Linked DNA regions of Homo sapiens: region 2 is linked to region 1. Evidence: read pairs that join two places in POLR2A ChIA-PET (ENCODE). Cell type or tissue: Panc1. All regions are shown on one strand.

Region 1 (8,000 bases):
TAGGGGCGGGGCTTGGCTGGGATGGGATTATTAGGAGCCGTGGGAACTGAGGGATAATGCTTGGGGTGGGGGTGTGAATATACTGCCCACTAGGATGGGAAGGGTGAAGCCTGAGGGGCAGGGCCCATTTTGAAGCTGCCAGATGTGAACAGGGTGAAGTTGGGTTGGGTTTGAGCCAGGGGTGCTGCCTCGCTAAGTTTTTGTCTTCTCTGTTCTTAAAGCTGAGGATGGAGGTGGAAGGCTTCAACTTTGCAGCTCTGTATGAGCTGCCACTAAAAGTGACGATGGTATAGGGCTTATGGAATGTCAGCCTCTGCCTGGTGACCCAGAAGGGCCCAGGATCCGGGTTGGGGGTGGAGATCAGGGTCTGTCTAGGCCAGCAGACTCCCCAGATTGATAAACAAGATGGCACCAGTGGCTCCCAGAAAATTGGTGCTGATAATGGCAGGATTTGGAGCCTCAGTCCCCATTTTGTCAGCAAGAAGCCTGTCCTCAGTTGGGTCCTCTTAGCTTTGGGGGTGTCAGTGGGACCAGTAGGGGAGGCTGGGTCCCTTGACGATTACCCTTTTCCCAGATCTACCAGTATATCCAGAGCCGCTTCTACCGCTCACCTGAGGTGCTCCTGGGCACACCCTACGACCTGGCCATTGACATGTGGTCCCTGGGCTGCATCCTTGTGGAGATGCACACCGGAGAGCCCCTCTTCAGTGGCTCCAATGAGGTGTGCCCCCAGGAAGGGGTGTGCTGGAGGTGGAGGGGGTGGAGCCTGGCTGGCCTGATGACCTTGACCCCTGCCTGCTCACAGGTCGACCAGATGAACCGCATTGTGGAGGTGCTGGGCATCCCACCGGCCGCCATGCTGGACCAGGCGCCCAAGGCTCGCAAGTACTTTGAACGGCTGCCTGGGGGTGGCTGGACCCTACGAAGGACGAAAGAACTCAGGAAGGTGCGGCCCCTGCCCCATGCCACTCCTCCCACCCCGTGGCCCCTCACTCACACTTGGGGCTCTCTCCCCCTGCTCCCTCTCCCTTGTGTCTTTCCCTTCCTTCCACTCCCCCTTGTCTGTCCTTTCCTTCCTCCCCTGCCCACCCCATCTCCCATCTCTCCTTCCCACCCCACAACTCTTCTTAGCTTTTCTTTCCACTTTCTCTCTTGTGCCTCTGTTTCCCCGTGTGTGTCTCCCTGCCCCTCCTGCCCACTGACGGCCACTCTCTTGCCCCCCCTCCCACCCCCTCCCTGCCAGGATTACCAGGGCCCCGGGACACGGCGGCTGCAGGAGGTGCTGGGCGTGCAGACGGGCGGGCCCGGGGGCCGGCGGGCGGGGGAGCCGGGCCACAGCCCCGCCGACTACCTCCGCTTCCAGGACCTGGTGCTGCGCATGCTGGAGTATGAGCCCGCCGCCCGCATCAGCCCCCTGGGGGCTCTGCAGCACGGCTTCTTCCGCCGCACGGCCGACGAGGCCACCAACACGGGCCCGGCAGGCAGCAGTGCCTCCACCTCGCCCGCGCCCCTCGACACCTGCCCCTCTTCCAGCACCGCCAGCTCCATCTCCAGTTCTGGTGGGTGCCCAGGTGCCCAAATGGGGTACAACGGGTGGGGGCTGCTCAGGTTTGGCCTGTCCTGGGGGACCTGGTTACTGGGTCTTCACACAAAGCGCCGAAACTGATCCTGAACTGTAAGATGACGTGTGGGATGGGAGAGCTCCAACTGGCCCTGACACAATCACTGAAATTGGGCTCAGAGCCCTGAAACTGGTTCTGACTCTAAAACCCAAAACTGAATTCCAACCCAGAATCTCAGAATTGGGCCCGGTGCTTCAGATGGGCTCTGCTCTTGAAGCCTGAACCTGAGCCTGGGCCGTGACCTTCCCTCAGCCATCCCAAAACCCACTCGCCACCTTCTCTCACCTTATGCCCCTTCACCTCTCCTCCCTGGCACTTCCAGGAGGCTCCAGTGGCTCCTCCAGTGACAACCGGACCTACCGCTACAGCAACCGATATTGTGGGGGCCCTGGGCCCCCTATCACAGACTGTGAGATGAACAGCCCCCAGGTAATGGGGCTTTGGGGGCTTTGGAGGTGGGTGGTGGTGCCTGGGGCTTAGAGACCAGGGTCTCCATCACCCATGGCTCCTTTGCTTTTTTAGGTCCCACCCTCCCAGCCGCTGCGGCCCTGGGCAGGGGGTGATGTGCCCCACAAGACACATCAAGCCCCTGCCTCTGCCTCGTCACTGCCTGGGACCGGGGCCCAGTTACCCCCCCAGCCCCGATACCTTGGTCGTCCCCCATCACCAACCTCACCACCACCCCCGGAGCTGATGGATGTGAGCCTGGTGGGCGGCCCTGCTGACTGCTCCCCACCTCACCCAGCGCCTGCCCCCCAGCACCCGGCTGCCTCAGCCCTCCGGACTCGGATGACTGGAGGTCGTCCACCCCTCCCGCCTCCTGATGACCCTGCCACTCTGGGGCCTCACCTGGGCCTCCGTGGTGTACCCCAGAGCACAGCAGCCAGCTCGTGACCCTGCCCCCTCCCTGGGGCCCCTCCTGAAGCCATACCCTCCCCCATCTGGGGGCCCTGGGCTCCCATCCTCATCTCTCTCCTTGACTGGAATTGCTGCTACCCAGCTGGGGTGGGTGAGGCCTGCACTGATTGGGGCCTGGGGCAGGGGGGTCAAGGAGAGGGTTTTGGCCGCTCCCTCCCCACTAAGGACTGGACCCTTGGGCCCCTCTCCCCCTTTTTTTCTATTTATTGTACCAAAGACAGTGGTGGTCCGGTGGAGGGAAGACCCCCCCTCACCCCAGGACCCTAGGAGGGGGTGGGGGCAGGTAGGGGGAGATGGCCTTGCTCCTCCTCGCTGTACCCCCAGTAAAGAGCTTTCTCACATGCCTGCCTGAGCGTTTGCAGGGCCTCGGCTCCCCTCACCCGACCCTCAGAGGCATGGTGGGGAAGGGGGTTTGCGGAGGGGGTGCTGGAGGAGCTCTGGTGTGGAGACGTCTCGTGGGGAAGCTGTGGCGCGTGTTGCAGGCATGAGTCTGCAGGTCTGGGGCATCAGCATTCTAGATAGATCGTGGACAGGATCCTGGCCTACATTTGCCTTTTCCTGGGTAAATAGACCCTGAAAGGGTAAAGGTTCAGCTCTGGCCTGTCTCTGGGAAACAGGTGCCCTAATAAGCCGGGGCGTCCGCAGACTTAGCACAAGAGTGGCTCCTCATGCCAAGCAGGCGTCCAGTAGCAGCTGAGTACACTTAGGAGGCTTTGTTGGTGCCATCTGGGGAACAGGCAGACAATAGGTACAGACTCTGTCCCCACGTGTACTGTCCAGCTCTTTGGAATCATCGCGAAACAAAGAGTTTTGAGATTCTGAGACAAAAAGATTTTCCCGGGGTTCCAGGTAAGTGGTCCTGTTTCCACGGTAATTTGGAAATGTACGTCTCCCAACCGGCCAATCAAGAGCCCAGTTCAAAGGGTACCGTCTGCCACCACTGGGGCTCGGCGCTTTGTGGGAAATGAAGTTCTACTTAGCAATCGCTTTCTGCGGTGTTCGTTGGGGAACTACAGCAACCAGAGTTCTTTTCTCTCAGGCTTGGGGGCGGGTTTTCAGGCAGCCAATGAGCAGTCTGAGGTCCCGGGGCCTGGATGTTCATGGTGTTTAGGAGAGGGAGAGAAGGCTGTGACTGGGTGGCTTTGGCGCAGGTGTTGAGGTCTCCGAGGTGTGCAGAAGGTGGGTGCGGCGCCGTCCCGGGAGAGAGTGCCGGTTGTCGCTCACAGTTCCAGAGCGGGCAGTAGACGCCGAGGCCTGAAGAGGCCCCAGCACGCGGACATCACTGGCCGCTGTGCCTGGCCCGGCTTGCGGGAAGCCCCGCTCAGTGGGAGAGACAGGCAAGACCCCGTTGCGGACCTATGTATGTTCACTAATGGAGGCGGCATGGAACGCGGTGGGAACCCGAGGAGACCTTGGTAGGAAGATCATCCCGGAAGACTAGGAGCTGTCTGAGCTGAGACCTGAAGACGGAAGGATGTTTTGGGGGTCGGGGGCGGTGTGGTGGAATGGTTTGCGCAAAGGCAGAGAGAAACAGCCTGTTGTGTGAACATGGACTGCAGGCGATCTGGTGTTGGTGATCATACTGAAAATTCTGTATGAATGAGATGTGGAAGATTTTCTTGATCATTTAGGGACCTTGGATTTTGTCCTGAGAGCAATGAAGAGCCATGGGAGGATTTTTAGTAGGGAAGGGGTACGGCCCAGTTTGCTGTGACATGAGAATAGATTAACGGGAAAGTGACTGGGGTCAGGAAACCCAGGGTGGCAGATGTGACAGATTCCTAGGCAAGAGGTGTTGGGAATGGATCAGGGCAGGGGCCACCGTAGGGAGGGCAAGAGGGGATGGGAGAGACGTCCAGAAGGTTGACAGGCTGTGTGGGAGGGGGAGGCGGAGAGGAGTGGAGAAGGGATATCTCCAGCGCGTAGAGCAGATGCTCAGTGGCTAATGTCTTGAATGAACAATCCTAGGAGGCAGGTGCTGATGTGATCTCCCATTTGTAAATGATACCTAGGACAGAAAAGTTTAGGTAACTTGACCATTATCAATACCTAGGAAGGGGAGGGCCCAGGATGTGTGTGTGTGTGTGTGTGTGTGTGTGTGTGTGTGTGTGCGCGCGTACCATTAACTTACCAAGGAGACATCAGCAGGGCCAGATCACGTAGGTCTTGTGAGGAATTTGGGAGAGGCATGGAAATGTATATGTCACTTTTTTTTTTTTTTTTTTTTTTTAGACGGAGTCTCACTCTGTCTCCAGGCTGTAGTGCAGTGGCGTGATCTCGGCTCACTGCAACCTCCGCCTCCCGGGTTCAAGCAATTCTCCTGCCTCAGCCTCCCGAGTAGCTGGGACTACAGGCACACGCCACCATGCCCAGCTAATTTTTGTATTTTTAGTGGAGACTGGATTTCACCATGTTGGCCAGGATGGTCTTGATCTCTTGACCTTGTGATCTGCCTGCCTCGGCCTCCCATTATGTGTCACATTTCTATGTCCATCCCAGAATCTCTCCCCTGAGCTCCTGACTGGCTGCCTTCCTCATAACCTGTTGGTAATCTAGAGGTATCTCCAGAGTAATTTTGATCAAATTGAGCTCCTGCTCCTTTCCCCAAAATTTTTTCCCTGCATGTTCATCTCAGTAAATGCTCCCCCCATCCTCTCCAGGCCCAAACCACTGGAATTGTCCTTTACTCCTCTTTCTGTCTTATATTCATGTCTGTCAGCTAATATACCTGACCACTTCTCCCCACCTTCACTCCTGTCCACCCTTATCTCCTTCACAGACCATTATGGCAGGCTCCTCAGTGATCTCTCTGCTCTCACCCCTGCCCCCAGAGTGTTCCTTACATGCAGCTGGAGGGATGCTGTGAGCACCTGTATCAGGTCATATCCCTCCCCCGCTCAGAACACTTCCAAGGCTACATCTTGCTCGGGGTAAAACCCAGAGTCCTCTGCAAGGCCCTGCATTGTCTGCCCTCATCACCTCTCTGACATCATCTACTCTTCTTACTCCCTGTGCTCCAGCCACACTGGCCCGAGGGCCTTTGTGCTTGCTCTTTTCTTTGCCTAAAGAACTCATCTATCAAATAGCCCAGACTTGTTCCTTCCTCTTTAGGTCTCTCCTGAGATGTCACTGCCTTCCTGAGATCTTCCCTCACCACCCTTCTAAATTTGTGACTTATAGTCACATCTATCTTTGCTTCTTTAACTTTATCCTTAGCATTAATCATATTACTGTTTAACACTCTGTAGAATTTATCTGTGTTTATGGTCTGTCTCCCCTGACCCTTACCTCTAGGAGACTGTTGACTTCATCAGGGAAGGGGCTTTTGTCTACTTCCTCCGTTATCTCCAACACATAGAAAAGTGCTTGGCACACAGTTAGGGCTCAGTAACTACTTATCAAATAAACTATTGAAGAGCACATATCTGGATCCCAGCATGGCGGGGACTCTGCCGATCCCCTTTCTACAGAACTCCAAGGAGCTGCCTTAAAGTTTTCTGAGGGCTCAAGATATTCAACAAGTATTTCACCTTGCCTCTTCTTTCTCCTCAGCATTGGGAACACAGAAGAGAACAAAATATTCCCCTACCCCTATAGAACCTACAGTAATAGGGACAGTAATTTAGACTATCAAATAATCACACGTGTGAAATTACCAAGAAAGGTAGAGAGTGTTATAAGAATACTTGATAGGAAATCAAATCCGGATCCTAGGAAATGAGGTTTGAGGTGATGAAGGAGTAGGCATTAACTCCTTTAAGAGATAAGAGTTTGGGATGGTTGGAGCCTAGAGGCTGATGCAGAGCAAGAGGTCAGACCTTGTGTATGCCATAAGGAGTTTGGGTGTTTACCCCACATGTAGTGGGAAGTTGTAGAATTTTAAGCTGGGGACAGGAGCGTGGTCAGGTGTTTGTGTGTGTGTGTATGTGTGTGTGTGTGTTTCCTTCTAAAATTCTTCACACTAAAGTGTACTTTAAAAGACTCCTCTGGCTTCTGTGTGGGGAATTGACTATAAGGCATTAAGGATTAAAGTAGGGAGACCAGTGACAAGGCTGTTACTGTGGAATTAAAATAGCTGTGATTGAAGACAGCCACACATTCTTTGCTGTTTTTCCTATCAAGAGGTGGAGTCTCCTTCCTTCTCCTTATATCTGAGCTGGCCCTGAGATTTGTTTTGACCAATAGAATACAATGAAAGCAGGCTGGGTGCGGTGGCTCATGCCTGTAATCCCAGCACTTTGGGAGGCTGAGGCAGGTGAATCACTTGAGGAAAGGAGTTCGAGACCAGCCTGACCAACATGGAGAAACCCTATCTCTACTAAAAATACAAAAAAAAAAAAAAAAATAGCCAGGTGTGGTGCACTCCTGTAGTCCCACCTACTCTGGAGGCTGAGGCAGGAGAATCACTTGAACCCGGGAGGTGGAGGTTGCAGTGAACCAAGATCATACCACTGCACTCCAGCCTGGGTGACAGAGTGAGACTCTTTCTCAAAAAAAAAAAAAAAAAAATACAATGAAGATGATGCTGTACTAAATGGAGGCCTAGGCTTTAAGAGACCTGGCAGATTCTGCTTCTACTCTTGGAGCCCTGCCCTTTCTATAGATCTGCCCCAGCCCGCGGCTGTTCCAACTTTTAGCTGATGTGCAGGCGTGCAAGTGATGCCATCTTGGGATGGCCTAACTCCCATTCCAGTTGACACCATGTGGAGTAGGAATGAACCATCTCAAATCCCCTGACCCTTTGAGCCTTGTCCAAATTGCAGAATCATGAGCAAAGAAATGGTTGCTATTTTATGCCCCTGTGGCTTAGGATGCTTTGTTACACAGCAATAGCTAACTGAAACAAGCTAATATTTTTTTAAGATCTTACCATTTTATGTATTAGCTCATTTAATCCTCAGTCACCGTATGTGGTACTACTACTGTTCCCATTTTACAAACGAGGAAATGAAGGCACACAGAAGCTAATAAAGTACTAGTAAAGCGCCTGGCACAAAGCACTGAATATGTGATAGCTATTATTATCAGCATCATGTTCATCAGCATTACAATTTTCACAATTGTTGAAGAAGTGGCGGTCAGATGAATAAACACATTAGTAACCCACTTCCACTTCTTTTTCTTCTTCTTCTTCTTCTTTTTTTTTGTTTTTAAACAGGGCCTGACTCTGTCACCCTGGCTGGAGTCACTGCAGCCTAGACCTCTTGGGCTCAGGTGATCCTCCTGCCTCAGTCTCCTGAGTACTTGGGACCACAAGCATGCACCACCACACCTGGCTAATTTTTGTATTTTTTGTAGAGATGGGGTTTCACCATGTTTCCTAGAGTGCTCTCGAACTCCTGGGCTCAAGTGATCCACCAACCTTGGCCTCCCAAAGTGCTGAGATTACAGGCGTGAGCCACTGCGTCCAGCCAACCCACTTCTTAGTGATGTGATTTTAGCCATTTTCTTGGAAGGACT
Region 2 (8,000 bases), 510 kb before region 1:
ACCCTTCTTACATTTAGGAAGCCAGACAGCACTTCAACACTGTGCTTTGAGGGCCATTTTATTTATTTATTTATTTATTTATTTATTTATTTTCTTATTTATTTATTTATTTTGAGATGGAGTCTCTGTTGCCCAGGCTGGAGTACAGTGGCACGATCTCAGCTCACTGCAACCTCCACCTCCCGGGTTCAAGCGATCCTCCTGCCTCAGCCTCCTAAGTAGCTGGGATTACAGGCACCTGTCACCACACCCGGCTAATTTTTGTATTTTTAGTAGAGACGGGGTTTCACCATCTTGGCCAGGCTGGTCTCGAACTCCTGACTTCAAGTGATCTGCCTGCTTCGGCCTCCCAAAGTGCTGGGATTATAGGCGTGAGCCACTGCTCCCGTCCAGGGGGCTATTTTAAACAGCAAAATCACCAACAAAAATGTGAAAAATGTTCACATTCATGACATCAAGTAGACTGGGCAAAGGATGCTTGTTTACAGAGCGGGACCTGAAATAAGAGGGTGAGAATGCCTTCTTTGTCCTCATTTGGGAACGTGTCTGGAGCAACTCAAAATGTTCTCTGTGTGTGTCTGTGAATGACAGTGAAAGCACTGCTGTATTGATTTTGGGGTTACAAATACATTTGAATGAGTAGGCAAGTTTGCAAATATGGAATCTATGAATGATGAGTATTGACTGTATTTATATTTTTTCTTTTTCTTTTTTTTTTTTGAGATGGAGTCTCCCTCTGTTGCCCAGGCTGGAGTACAGTGGCGCGACCTTGGCTCAGTGCAACCTCCGCCTCCCGGGTTCAAGCAGTTCTCCTGCCTCAGCCTCCCGAGTAGCTGGGATTACAGGTGCCTGCCACCACGCCTGGCTAATTTTTGTATTTTTAGTAGACAGAATTTCACCCTGTTGGCCAGGCTGGTTTTGAACACCTCAGGTGATCCACCCGCCTCAGCCTCCCAAAGTGCTGGGGTTATAGGCGTGAGCCACCACTGCACCTGACCTTTTTTTTTTTCCCTTGAGATAGTCTCGCTGTGTTGCCTACGTTGGAGTGCGATGGCACGCTTAGCTAACTGCAAACTCTGCCTCCCAGGTTAAGTGATTCTTGTGCCTCAGTCACCCAAGTATCTGGGATTACATGTGTGTGCCACCATGCCCAGCCAATTTTTGTATTTTTAGTAGAGACAGAGTTTTGCCACATTTGCCAGGCTAGTCTTGAACTCTTGACTTCAAACGATCCACCTGCCTCAGCCTCCCAAAGTGCAGGCATGAGCCACTGCACCTGGCTATTTTTGGTTTTTAAAAGCAGTATGATACCATTTTTTTTTTTTTTTGAGATGGAGTTTCGCTTTTGTGGCTCAGGCTGGAGTGCAATGGCATGATCTTGGCTCACTGCAACCTCCACCTCCTGGGTTCAAGCGATTCTCCTGCCTCAGCCTCCTGAGTTGCTGGCATTACAGGTGCCTGCCACCATGCCCAGCCAATTTTTGTTATTTTTAGTAGAGATGAGGTTTTACCATGTTGGCCAGGCTGGTCTCGAGCTCCTGACTGTAGGTGATCCACCCACCTTGGCCCCCCAAAGTGTTGGGATTACAGCCATTAGCCACCGCACCCGACAGATACCTTTTTTAAAAATAAACTTTAAAATTTTAATATACACATTAGCTTCCCTTTGCTGATAACTAAGCCGCCCAAAACTGTGCTTTAAAACACAGACATGTATTTTTATTTTTTGAGATGGGAGTCTCACTCTGTTGCCCAGGCTGGAGTGTAGTGGTGCAGTCATAGCTCACTGTAGCCTCAAAGTCCTGGGCTCAAGTGATCCTCCTGCCTCAGCCTCCTGAATAGCTGGGATTACAAGCACAAGCCACCATGTCTTGCTAAAACATGGGTGTTTATTTCTCATGATTTTGTGGGTTGGCTGGTCAGTTCTGCTCTAGGCCAGCTCAGCTGATTTTAGTGGTCACCTGGCAGCTAGGTTGAAGCCGGGTTGACGGCCGCATTCACATATCTGATGGTTGTCCTGATGTTATCTGGGCCCACAGGGTGACTTGGCTACGTGTCCATAATTATCTAGCTGGCTAGCCTGGGCTTGTTCACAGTGGTGGTTGCAGGGTTCCTAAAAGCAGCAGAAGAGGGCTGGCCCCAGTGTGCAAAGCACCTCTTAAGCCACTGCTTGCACAACATTTGCTCTTGTCCTGTTGGCCAAAGCAAGTTACATGGCTAAGTCCACAGTCATTGTGGGTAGGGCCTACCCAAAGATGTGGATGCAAAGAAGCTGAGCAAATTAGGGTTCGTTTCTGCAACACTCCTCCATAACATACATTCAGAAAAGCATTCACCCATAATATTACAGTGGGGTGCCATTCACAGATGGGACACCCATGTAGCCAGCACCCAAATCCAGTAATGGAAACATGACCAGCCTGCCAGAATCCCCCTGTGCCCCCTCCCAGCCACCACATTGTCTCCAGGGTACCCACTACCCTGATTGCTAACAGCACACATTAGTTTTACCAGTCTTTCAAATCTTTATAAATGAAATGTTCAGCTGGGTATGGTGGCCCATGCCTTTAATCCCAGCACTTTGGGAGGCCCAGGTGGGAAGATCACTTGATGCTAGGCATTTGAGACCAGCCTGGGCAACATAGTGAGACCCTGTCTCTACAAAAATTAGTAAATTAGCTGTGGGAGGCTTGGGAGGCTGAGGTGGGAGGATTGCTTGAGCCCAGGACTTTGAGGCTGCAGTGAGTTATGATGGCACCACTGTACTCCATCATCGTGGGCAACAGAGTGGGACCCTGTCTCAAAAAAAAAAAAAAAAAAAAAAAAGAGGGCCGGGTATGGTGGCTCACGCCTGTAATCCCAGCATTTTGGGAGGCCAAGGTGGGCAGATCATGAGGTCAGACCTCGAGAGATCGAGACCATCCTGGCTAACATGGTGAAACCCCATCTCTACTAAAAATACACAAAAAAATTAGCCGGGCATGGTGATGGGCGCCTGTAGTCCCAGCTACTCGGGAGGCTGAGGCACGAGAATGGTGTGAACCTGGGAGGCAGAGCTTGCAGTGAGTCAAGATCGCGCCACTGCACTCCAGCCTGGGCGACAGAGCGAGACTCTGTCTCAAAAAAAAAAGAAAAAAAAGAAAGGGAAAGTAAATGAAAATAAATAAATAAAAAGAGAAGGGGAAACAGGCAAAGAAAGAAAGGGGTGGGAAGAATGCTCTAAAAACATTCCTGAGATGATCACTTTTACACACTTTAGAACATTGAATGATGTGTCTGTCAGGAGTGGGAAAGAGAACAGTTCTTTGTATTCTGATATCCTGACTGCAACGCAAATGCAAGACAGAGTAAAGACAGAGTTGGTTGCTTAACCGCCACCCAAATGGGGCTTGCCTGTCATGACAATAAAGCATCACATTCCTGACATCTTTTCAGCTGCAGATTTCCCTCTGGGTACAGCAGGACAGGTAGGGCCCTCTTAACAGCTTGCCTTTTATAGCAGAAAATCCTGATCCTATTGCACTCAGCTAGGTAAAGAGTATTGTGAATGGAGGCTCTCACAGGACAGATTCTGCATAGCCAGAGAGTTTGCAGCCATTAGACATAAAGCCACCCATCCAACCTGAAAAATGTCTGAAGAAGTGCTGGGGTATATTATTAACAGAGGAGAGAGAGCAGGCCTGAAAACCAAGAATTTCTTCCTGCAGAGAGGGAGGAGGTCTGATAGGGAAGGATCTGTCCTGGGACTTCTGGGTACCAATAATGTCATGATGCCTGGGTGCTGGGTGCTTGGGGGTCACGTTTTATTAAATGTTCTGTGATGGTTTAATGTAGTTTTCTTTCTTTTTCCCCCCTGTTTTTGAGACTGGGTTTCACTCTGTTGCCCAGGCTGGAGTGCAGTAGTGCGATCACAGCTCACTGCAGCCTTGACCTCCTGGGCTCAAGTGATTCTCTTGCCTCAGCCTCCTGAGTATCTGGGACTACAGGCACATGCCACCATGCCTGGCTGATTTTTTGTATTTTTGGTAGAGATGGGATTTTGCCATGTTGCCCAGGCTGGTCTTGAACTGGGTTCAAGTGATCCATCCCCCTAGGCCTCCCAAAGTGCAGGGATTACAGGCATGCGCCCTTGTGCCTGTCCTCAGAAACCACTTTAGGCACTGGGATACAGCAGTAAACAGACACAGCCTCCTCGTGGAGCTTATGTTCTTGTGAGTGAGTTTACCAGTAAACAAATAGAGTTTAATGTCAAGCAGTTGTAAGGGCTGTGAAGAAAATGAAAGTGGGTAAGGGTGATAGAGGTTGAGGAGGTGCTGTTTTTGATGGGGTGGTCAGGGAAGTTTTCTCTGAGGAGTTGCCATCAGAGAGGAGGCCTGAATGATGAGACGCAGCAATTCCGCTGTGCTTGGGGAACTGCATGCCAGGCAGAAGGAACAGCAGGGACCCTGAGGAAGCGCCTACTTGCTAGGTGAGGAAGATCCTGGAGACCAGCATGGCTGAAGCAGCTCCGGGAGGGGCGAAGCGAACTCAGCACGAGGCTGGGTGACTGATGGGTGAGGTGTGATCAGAACTAGTGTGGTCTAGAGCCTCAGGAAAGGCTCCCAGGATAGGGAGGGATGGGCTAGTTCCTGGGGAGATGCAGCCCACCCTGCCCCCAAGCATCCCCATCACGAGTACCATGCAGTTACAGGGTGATACCCGCTGACCTTCTCATTCAGTCTCAAGCCTCACCTTCTCCATCCTGACCCTGAGACTGCTGGATTGAGGCCTGTCTTCCAGGACCCCACCCGACCGGACTCTCCTTTTCTCCCCACAGCTGCCTCCCGAATGATCACCAACAGCCTGAACCATGACTCTCCACCCAGCACACCCCCCAGGCGCCCGGACACCAGCACCTCCAAGATCTCGGTCACTGTGTCCAACAAGATGGCAGCAAAGAGTGCCAAGGCCACTGGTGAGGGAACATGGGCAGGTGGTAGGAGGAGCTGGAGGGGAACGTGGGTTGGTAGGAGGTGTTGGGGGTCATGCTTCCAATATTGTAAGGTGCTTTGAAGGCCACAAGGTATACAAAACATTTGAACCTGAATCACCTCTGTAAACTTGGTCAAGGTGCCATACGTCTGTGGGCCTCACTTTCTTCATCTGTAGCATGGGGGGTGGCGATACCCCACCCAGGAGGATGGACAGAAGCACCTGAGTTGGTGTGTTGAGGCATGTGTGCATTGCCTTCTCACTCAGGGGTTCACGCTTTGTGAACAGGTCTTCACCGAGCCCCCTACTTGTGCACAGCTCTGTGCTTGATGCCTGGGGTCATAGGTTAAGAACCTCTTGCCTCCTCTTAGCAGCCAAGGGATCCATCCTTGAAAACCTTCAGTCTGATCCTGTAACCCCCTGGGCTGTAACTCTCCGGGGCTCCCCATTATTCCAGTAATAAAGGCCATCTTCCCCACATGGTCTGTAGGGCCCTGCATCATGTAGATTCATCTCTTGCATCGCCCCACTTTGCATGCTCGCTTGCTCCCCTCCAGCCTCCTTCCCATCATGGGGCCTTTGCTCCTGGTGACCCCTTGGCCTGAGCACTCTTCCTTCCCAGACTGCTCCATGTTGGCCTCTGTCCTCCTCCAGGTCTCAGCTTGAGAGCTGGGAATGGGCCTGCAGTCACTGGGCTCCCAGGCCTTCCCGTCCACCATGCTCTTAAGCCTTTGCTGGACCCATCCCCACAGCAATGACCTCATGGTGTCATAAGGCAAATGTGGAAACTGAGGCCCAGGGCGCTTCATGTTTCTGACACCCACTCCTATCACGCCCCGTCCACCTCCATCACAAAGTCTCCCCTTTGTCCTGCAGGTTTGGAAGTGCCTCACCCTCTTCTGGCCTTTGATTTGTGTGCCACAAGCAAAAAAGTTAAAATCAGGCTGGGCATGGTGGCTCACGCCTATAATCCCAGCACTTTGGGAGGCTGAGGCAGGAGGATCACTTGAGCCCAGGAGCTCAAGACCAACCTGCACAAGATGATGAAACCCTGTCTCTACATTTAAAAAAAAAAAAAAAAAGGCTGGGCGGGGTGGCTCACACCTGTAATCCCAGAACTTTGGGAGGCCGAGGTGGGCGGATCACCTGAGGTCAGGAGTTCAAGAGCAGCCTGACCAACATGGTGAAACCCCATGTCTACCAAAAATACAAAAATTAGCTGGGCGTGGTGGCGCATGCCTGTAATCCCAGCTACTTGGGAGGCTGAGGCAGGAGAATCGATTGAACCTAGGAGGCAGAGGTTGTAGTGAGCTGAGATCGTGCCATTGCACTCCAGACTGGGCAACAAGAACAAAAACTCAGTCTCAAAAAAAAAAAAAAAAAAAAAAGTTAAAATCAGTGTAACAAAGTATTGCGAAGATGGCGAGCCTGGGAGCAACTGGCTCTTTTAACCCTTAACACGTTTGAGGGGATTCATTTTTTAAATTGAGGTGTAACTTATGCACAATCCACCACTCATAAGTGTACACAGCTCAAGTGCTTGTTGACAAGTGAGTGCAGCCATAAAGCACTGCCTGCTTGGAGCTCTAGAACCTTTCCACCACCCAGCAGGTTCCCCATCCGAGGGGATGTGGGCTGGGCTGGGCCAGAAGCCTGCTTGGAATAGGGACAGAGCCACAGAAAGCCTGGGAGGCCTGCCACAGCCTGGGGATTCTGAGCACCTTCTGTGACCTCGTGTAACAGAGACCTGAGTTTCTCTGTGGTTCGGTCAGTGGTGATGTGGGTGGTTGGGAAGGTAAGGGATTCCAGTCATGAATGTGTGGAGATAAAGGACACCTAGTGTCCAGCTTCCATCCTGGGAGAACGTTCTGTCTCAGAGAGTGCTGATACCCCTGCTTTCTTCCCCCAGCAGCCCTGGCCCGCCGGGAGGAGGAGAGCCTGGCTGTTCCTGCCAAGCGGCGCCGGGTCACTGCTGAGATGGAGGGGAAGTACGTCATCAACATGCCCAAAGGCACCACACCCCGCACCCGCAAGATCCTGGAGCAGCAGCAGGCTGCAAAAGGTACTGGCCCATCAGGGGCATGCTTCCCTGCGGGGTCCATGTCCCTCCCTCTGCATCACACAGGGCCCGTCATATCCTACAGACGGTGGCTGAGAAGCAGGTTCTAACGGGGATGCAGGAGCCGTAGGCCAAGGGGACAGTGATGGTGGCTGCAGAGGAGGGAAATACATCACCTCTGCCCTCTGATCCTGCAGTTAGTGTAGCTGGGCCCCTTGGCACCTCTTCCCCAAGGGGCAGGAGCAACGATAGAGTGATGGCCTGCTGTAAAATGAGTGGCTGTGCTTGGCCAAGGGCAAATACCCCAAAGTGGCACCGTTAATATGAACCAGAGGAGACGAGTGGAGATATAGTCCAAAGCTAGGCCTTCTGACTTGGAGTACAGAGATGATCTCTTGGTCGGGTGTGGTGACGCACACCTGTAATTCCAGCACTTTGGGAGTCTGAGGTGGGAAGATTGCTTGAGCCTAGGAGTTCAAGCGTGCAACATAGTGAGCCCCTATCTCTATTAAAAAGGCTGGGCGCGGTGGCCCATGCCTGTAACTCCAGCACTTTCAGATGATACAGAAACATATTCAGTAAAAACAAACTCTTTTCCCTCACTCCCATATCCCCGTCTCTTGTTAACCTTTCCAGACCAGCATCTAGGTACATACATAACACATATATAGGCAGTTTTTTGTTTTTTAGTTTTAATTTTTATTTTTTTGTGATAGGGTCTCACTTCATCACCCAGGCTGGGGTTCAGTGGCACCTTGTCAACTCACTGCAGTCTCCTCGACCTCCCAGGTTCAAGCAGTCCTGCCTCAGCCTCCCGAGTAGCTGGGACTACAGGCTCATGCCACCATGCCCACCTAATTTTTGTATTTTTTGTAGAGAGGGGGTTTTGCCATGTTGCCCAGGCTGGTCTCAAACTCCTGAGCTCAAGTGATCTGCCTGCTTCACCTTTCCAAATTGCTAGGATTACAGG

Evidence for each region. ChIA-PET counts read pairs that join two places held together with the same protein. Peaks named below come from ENCODE experiments on the same cell type or tissue, not always from the same donor. Only the 100,000 strongest peaks of a DNase experiment are listed, where the experiment ranks them.
Region 2: POLR2A ChIA-PET joins it to region 1 with 5 read pairs; 2 of 35 experiments call an interaction of 5 or more read pairs at or near these places.

Annotation. Positions count from the first base shown.
Region 1 is chr19:39,820,231-39,828,230 of GRCh38, reverse strand. It overlaps DYRK1B (dual specificity tyrosine phosphorylation regulated kinase 1B), which reads left to right. Exons shown (of 11, transcript NM_004714.3): 7 at 575-721; 8 at 806-946; 9 at 1,244-1,559; 10 at 1,945-2,051; 11 at 2,145-2,881. The coding sequence ends at 2,516. Among named protein-coding and RNA genes, the nearest start is that of MIR6719, 5.6 kb to the left of the region's middle. RefSeq lists enhancers at 2,432-3,416, 3,559-3,948, 3,417-4,403. In Panc1, no CTCF peak of the experiment used is centred here; a DNase peak (open chromatin) is centred at 3,540; H3K4me3 peaks cover 1,986 bases; H3K27ac peaks cover 1,967 bases.
Region 2 is chr19:40,325,367-40,333,366 of GRCh38, reverse strand. It overlaps C19orf47 (chromosome 19 open reading frame 47), which reads left to right. Exons shown (of 9, transcript NM_001256441.2): 6 at 4,817-4,954; 7 at 6,881-7,033. Among named protein-coding and RNA genes, the nearest start is that of C19orf47, 19 kb to the left of the region's middle. RefSeq lists a silencer at 2,038-2,238. In Panc1, no CTCF peak of the experiment used is centred here; no DNase peak of the experiment used is centred here.